Regions from separate parts of the Homo sapiens genome. Here region 2 is linked to region 1. The links are chromatin contacts, found by Hi-C in ENCODE. All regions are on one chromosome and are shown on one strand. Each heading gives the region's core, a stretch centred on a gene start or an enhancer-like site at or near the end of the contact. The rest is flanking DNA. Distances are from core to core; before and after follow the strand shown. Region 1 overlaps CLSTN1 (calsyntenin 1). Region 2 holds the start of CENPS (centromere protein S).

Evidence for each region. Hi-C counts contacts between places; a loop is a spot of excess contacts on that map. Pooled maps may share reads with other maps.
Region 2: a loop to region 1 is called in a pooled map of psoas muscle, with 2.3 times the contacts of the local background. The contact joins the promoter of CENPS here to the enhancer-like site in region 1. A Hi-C loop is called at or near these places in 2 of 50 pooled maps.

The regions. Positions count from the first base shown.
Region 1 is chr1:9,751,823-9,755,233 of GRCh38, forward strand. It overlaps CLSTN1 (calsyntenin 1), which reads right to left. Exons shown (of 19, transcript NM_001009566.3): 4 at 3,292-3,411. Among named protein-coding and RNA genes, the nearest start is that of PIK3CD-AS2, 66 kb to the left of the region's middle. Within about 2 kb of position 1,614, at least 2 of the 41 ENCODE cell types and tissues checked have a DNase peak (open chromatin) inside an H3K27ac peak, as active enhancers do.
Region 2 is chr1:10,428,755-10,432,165 of GRCh38, forward strand. CENPS (centromere protein S) reads left to right here and starts at 1,679. Exons shown (of 5, transcript NM_199294.3): 1 at 1,679-1,814. The coding sequence starts at 1,764. CENPS-CORT (CENPS-CORT readthrough) reads left to right here and starts at 1,679. Exons shown (of 4, transcript NM_199006.3): 1 at 1,679-1,814. The coding sequence starts at 1,764. RefSeq lists a silencer at 1,777-2,026 and an enhancer at 2,277-2,326.

The DNA of each region.
Region 1 (3,411 bases), core at 364-2,863:
GATGAAGTCAAAAATTAAACAAGCTATTCACTGCTTTTCATTCAAGTGTGGAGATAACAGAAAGTTAAAAGAGGGATTTGGGTCGATTCTTCCATATCCTAAGAATAAAGCAAAAAACCAATCATCTAAAATAAAAGAGACTTGGGTGTTTTTTTTTGACAATATGGGACAAGACAGGCAGAAGGGAGATAAACAATACCAGACGTCTGTTTGCTCTCCAATTATAAAGTTGAAACATATTTTGTAGCAAAATCCAGAAAAAAAATAGAGCCAAGGGAAGAAGGGGTATGAAACAGAGAAAGCATGAAATGGTTTGATTCTGAGAGTTCAAACGAATTCTGTCCTACTTCTAGGGAATAGGCTGGAGTCCATGGCATCACCTGGTCCTGATTCAACAAATGGAAGAGTTCAGGAGAGGCAGGCCGTTGCCACCTGCCAATACCCCAGCTCAGTTATCAAGAAAATTAGGGTGTCATCAGACCTGGCTACAAATAAAAAAAACTGTAGGTTTCAAGGGCTAATGGTCAGGGCATGCTTCTGAATCAGTCAAGGACTTTGGTCAAAATCTGACCTTTTCAAGGGAAACAATAACATTACACTGTGGAAAAAGAGAAGAGACTCACTGGGGCACTGCACCTTCTGCTCACCATGAGCCTCCTCATCCCAGTGCCATCGGTCTGACCCTCACAATGGGTTATGTGACACCATCTCGCCCACATACCCTTCTTTAGTAGATGTGCTAAGTAGAAACTGAGACTCAGGGCCGGGTGTGGTGGCTCACACCTATCCCAGCACTTTGGGAGGCTGAGGCAGGAGGGTCACCAGAGGTCAGAGTTAAAGACCATCCTGGCCAACATGGTGAAACTCCGTCTCTACCAAAAATACAAAAATTAGCCAGGTGTGGTGGAGCGTGCCTGTAATCCCAGCTGCTTGGGAGGCTGAGGCACGAGAATCGCTTGAACCCTGGAGGTGGAGGTTGCAGTGAGCCGAGATTGTGCCACCGCACTCCAGCCTGGGTGACAGAGCGAGACTCTGCCTCAAAAAATAAGTAAATAAATAAATAAATAAAACAAAAGAAAAAGAAACAGACTCAACAAAATTAAATTTGCACAATGCCAAAGGGCTAGCAAGTGGTGGAGAAAAGACTAGAGCTCTAGAAAAGACTAGAGCTTACAATCTAATTGTAGAAGACACTGGACTTGAGAACACCAGCAGTCCCCAGCCTTTTTGGCACCAAGGACTGATTTCATGGAAGGCAATTTCTCCACAGATGGGGGTGGGAGGATGGTTTTGGGATGAAAATGCCCCACCTCAGATCATCAGGCAGTCGATTCTCATAAGGAGCGCACAACCTAGATCCCTGGCATGCTCAGTTCACAACAGGGTTCGCGCTCCTGTGAGAATCTGATACCGCTGCTGATGTGACAGGAGGTGGAGCTCGGGCAGAAATGCTCACTCGCTCACATGCTGTTGACCTCCTGCTGTGTGGCCTGGTTCCTAACAGGCCACGGACCAGTACTGGCCCACGTCCTGAGGTATGGCGACCCCTGTTCTATGTTGTCTTGTCCAAAGCCCTCTCTGCTACAACTGCAGTTCCTAACTGGCAGGAGGTGCAGCAACACACTCAGGATTGTGGCAGCGAGCCAGCCTACTTCCACCAGCAGTGACTAATTTTTTTTTTTTTTTGAGACGGAGTTTCATTCTTTTTGCCCAGGCTGGAGTGCAATGATGTGATCTTGGCTCAGTGCAACCTCCACCTCCCAGGTTCAAGTGATTCTCCTGCCTCAGCCTCCCGAGAAGCAGGGACTACAGGCGCGTGCCACCATGCCTGGTTAATTTTGTATTTTTAGTAGAGACAGGGTTTCTCCATGTTGGCCAGGCTGGTCATGAACTCCTGACCTCAGGTGAAAATCACCTCAGGTGATCTGCCTGCCTCGGCCTCCCAAAGTGCTGGGATTACAGGCGTGAGCCACCGTGCCTGGCCAATTTTTGTTGTTATTGTTTTTTAGGGACAGGGTCTCATTCTGACACTCAGACTGGAGTACAGTGGCACAATCATGGCTCACTGCAGCCTCAACCTCTCGGGCTCAAGCAATCCTCCCGCCTTAGCCTCCCAAGTAGCTGAGACCACAGGCATGTGCCACCATACCTGGCTGTTTATGTTTTGTAGAGATGGCATCTCCTACATTGTCTAGGCTGCTCTCAAACTCCTAGGCTCAAGCAATCTTCCCACCTCAGCCTCCCAAAGTGCTGGGATTATAGGTGTGAGCCACTGCACCTGGCCAACAATGATTAAGTTTATGCCCTTAGGAATTACAGCAAAAGATAAATATGACAACAAAATAACCTTCCTAAGGGAGAAGCAGACTTTTTCAATTTTTAATGTAGGGCCTTTACTTCTTTAATAGAGTATTTGGTGTGATAAAATTATTCACTCATTCATTTATTAAAAACCTAGGCCGGGTGTGGTGGCTCACGCCTGTAATCCTAGCACTTTGGGAGGCCGAGGCAGGTGAATGATGGGGTCAGGAGTTTGATACCAGCCTGGCCAACATGGTGAAACCCGTCTCTACTAAAAATACAAAAATTAGCCAGGCGTGGTGGCAGGCACCTGTAATCCCAGCTACTCGGGAGGCTGAGGCAGAAAAATCACTTGAAACCGGAAGGCGGAGGTTCCAATGAGCCAAGATCGTGCCACTACACTCCAGCTTGGGTGAAACAGCGAAACTCCATCTCAAAAACAAAACACAAAAAGGCCAGGTACGGCTCACGCCTATAATCCCAGCACTTTAGGAGGCCCAGGCAGGCGGATCACCTGAGGTCGGGAGTTTGAGACCAGCCTGACCAACATGGAGAATCCCCATCTCTACTAAAAATACAAAATTAGCTGAGCGTGGTGGCGCATGCCTGTAATCCCAGCTATGTGGGAGGTTGAGGCAGGAGAATCGCTTGAACCCAGGAGGCGGAGGTTGCGGCGAGCCAAGATCATGCCATTGCACTCCAGCCTGGGCAACAAGAGCAAAACTCCATCTCAAAAAACAAACAAAAACAACCCCAAAAAACCTAATATGCCTAATGTGAGCAAGGCTCTTGCTAGAAACTGTATACAAGGGTAGAGAGACATGATTCCTGCCCTCCAAGTGTTTACAATCTAATTGTAGACACTTGAGAACTATCTTCTGCCTATTTCAAAAACAGTCTTGGGGAGCAGGCAATAGTCACTACTATTTTCGTTCTGCGCACACACGTTTACTCGGTGGGTTATGTTCACTCTTTGTCCAGCTTACTTACTTATGAGACTTTTTCACGTTGGTGCCATCAGGTCCCTTCCCACAATCATAGGCCTGGATGGTGAATGAATAGTCTTTCTGCAGCTCACAGTCCAGTTTCTCTTTGGAGCGAATGACTCCC
Region 2 (3,411 bases), core at 429-2,928, 680 kb after region 1:
ACCTGCCTCGGCCTCCCAAAGTGCAGGAATTACAGGTATGAGCCACTGCTCCTAGCCTCTGAGGCTCTTAAGTGCCTCTGTATTGCACACATGTCACTGGAATACTGTTCTTTAATCCTGGGAAGCAACTGCTTTAAAATGAGGGAACACACAGGTACAAAGCACAGGAACTTCCTGGGACGAATTGTTACAATTTCTTTAGCTCTTATGTGAGGCAATTGTTTAAAACCTGACACCTGCCCTGTGAAGTTGGAACTACTGTCCCCAGTTGATAAATAAGGGACATGAAGCTTGGCCACGTCCTGTGACTTGCTTGGGGTCACCAGGCTCAAGGGAGGGAGCTGGGCTTTGCAGCCACAGTGTGCTCTAAATGGGGCTGCTCACCAACCAGCGACCGGCCTTCTCTCCTGCTGCAGGCTTGGTCTCACTCTGGATGGCCTGCCCTGCCCAGCCCCATGCTGCCCATTAGGGGAATCCGTCAGAGGCTTGCCCTGCTTGGGCAGGAGGACTGTCCAGGTAGACTGGGATGCCCACAGAGAGCAGTGGACAGAGGCGAGAAGTGCCTGTCATTTCCAGATGCCACCCACTGAGCAGATGCAGAGGAAAGTCCTCAGAAGGCTGATTCCTCCAAAAAGCTTTGATCTGGGTTTCAGCCCCTGGCAAGCTTAGGGAACTTGAGGGACGTCCCTGGGAAAGGAAGACAAGGAGTGGCTTTATGTGCTTTCCTTCGTTCTGAAAGTAGCACCTGCTTGTGACAAATGCAGAATACAGAAATATAGGCAATAAAAAATAATAAAACAAAAACCTAGAAATACAGGCAGGGCATGGTGGCTCACACCTGTAATTCCAGCACTTTGGGAGGCTGAGGTGGGATGATTGTTTGAAGCCAGGAGTTTGATACCAGCCTGGGCAACATAGTGAGACCTGGTCTCTACAAAAAATAAAAATTAGCCAGGTGCGCTGATGCAGGCTTGTGGTCCCAGCTACTTGGGAGGCTGAAGTGGGAGGATCACCTGAGCCCAGGAGGTGGAGGTTACAGTGAGTCTTGGTGGTGCCACTGCACTCCAGCCTGGGCGGCAGAGTGAGACCCTGCCTCTCAAAAAACTACAATAAAAACAAACCAAAATTGGGTTTGATGGTCTCACTTCATCGTTAACATAAAGGAAAAACAGTAACACTTGTGTCAGAACTATACTCCTGCCAATGGCAACAACGCAGTTCCTGTTCCACTCGCTGAATGAGGTCACGGGTCGTTCACTCATTGTAGTCTTTGTGACGCTATTGTTGGTGATAGAATGATAAAGTTGATGGTCGATTTTGCAAGATACACCTGAGGTACAGGTGCATGGAGCTCCTGATAATGTGTACTGCGTTACATGATCTGTAAATCGTGGGCTACGCATCCTCTACACCCGACTGGAACACGCTTTGCACCTATGCGCACACGTGTTTCGCGGAGAGTGGTGCTCAGCGTTGTGCCAGGCGCTGAATCAGGCTCTGGGGTGCAGCAGTGACCTCGGTGGTCATGTCCCCGCGTCGCCCGGCCACCTCCGCAGAGCAAGCTGAGCAGGGGGCTGGCTGGAGGCCGACGGCGGAATCCCCTCAACGGAGCGCCGCCAGGGGGCGCGCGAGGCAGGGCGGAGCTGCGTACTTTGTCCGCCCGCGCGGCCCGTCGCTCGCGCCGCGGCGGGAAAATCCGACCTGGCCGCGCACCACCGCCCCTTCTCGGCCCTCCTGCGTTTGCCCAGGGTCGGCCCGCAGTGATGGAGGAGGAGGCGGAGACCGAGGAGCAGCAGCGATTCTCTTACCAACAGGTACAGGAAAACGGGGGTCGGGCTGGGCTGGGGCAGGACGGCGTCGAGTTTCTGGACAGAAAAGTACCCGGCAGCCCCCGGCGGCTTCTCATCGGCACCCCGCCCCCGGGCGCCCCCCGCGGCTGCGCATGCGTTGGCTTAACTGCCGCGGGTGGTGCTGGGAGGCGGTTTCCGCGGCAACGCGGCTGGACCCTGGCCTGCGCTGGCTGGGGAGGAAGCGGTTCTAGGGGAGCGTGCGGGCGCCGGGGTCCGGCGGCGAGAGGCCACCTTCTGGCCTTGCGATGAATCCTCGGTTTCCCCTTCTCAGATGGGGTTTTCGTGAGGGTACAACGTCGGCATTAGACATTCCAGGTGACGCCCGTACGCGGTGGGCGGTTCGGGCCGGAGCTCTGGAACGCTGGCCCTGGAGGCGTCGACCCCTCGTTACTGATGCAGGGACGCGGTGCGGACCAGTCAGGCCCAGAGCTCGTCCTTAGATGTGGGTTCGAATCTCTGCCCCGCCAACTTGTGATCGTATCGACTCGGCCCAGACGCAATTTTCTTCTCTGCAAAATCGTCATAAGAATAATCACTTGTCAGGGTAGCTGCGGGCATCCCATTCGTTCCTTTCATCAGCGCCGGGCATATGGGGCGTCAGAGGCTGAGAACGTTGCCGTGAAGAGGCTTAAAAGCAAGACCCGGAGTGGCGACCTTAAAGAGGACGGACTGAAGAAACGCGGGAATGAGCTCCAGACGCGGGAGTTTCCTCTCTACAAAGTTACACTGCAGCAGCTGTCTACCCTGCCCCTTGTCTTTTGAGAAGTTCAAACCTTCAGAAAAGTTGCAAGAACACGGTACAGAATGCCCAGATGCCCGTCACCTTGATTCACCACTAGTTAGCATTTTGCTCTGTTTGCTCCCATGCTTCCCTCCCAGCCCCGCGATTGGAGAATTAATTGCAGATATTTTGACACTTCGCCTTTACATTTTAATTCTTTAGTACACATCTCCCAAAAACAAGGCATTGGCTGGGCGCGGTGGCTCACGCCTGTAATTCCAGCACTTTGGGAGGCCGAGGTGGGCAGATCACTTGAGGTCAGGAGTTCGAGACCAGACTGGCCAACATGGAAACCCCCTCTCAACTAAAAGTACAAAAATTAGCCGAGTGTGGTGGCAGGTGCCTGTAATCCCAGCTACTCGGGACGTTGAGGCAGGGGAATCGCTTGAACCCGGGAGGCGGAGGTTGCAGTGAGCCGAGATCGCACCATTGCACTCCAGCCTGGGTGACAGAGCGAGACTCCATCTCAGAAAAAAAAAAAAAAAAGGCATTCTCCTACTACATCATTTCAATAAATTGTCCCACTCAGGAAGTGGGACAATTAATTTTGATAAAACTCTATTGAATGTGCATTGTCAAGTGCCCCCACTTGTCCTAAAGATGTTTCTTTTAACTGTCTTTTTTCCTTCATCCAGGATTCAGTTAAGGATGGTGCATTGCATTTAGTCATCTTTGGTCCTGCCTACCCTGTTTTTTTTTGGTTGGTTTTTGTTTTTTTTGAAACGTAGTTTCACTCTTGTTGTCCAGGCTGGAGTGCAGTGGCTCCATCTCGCCTCACTG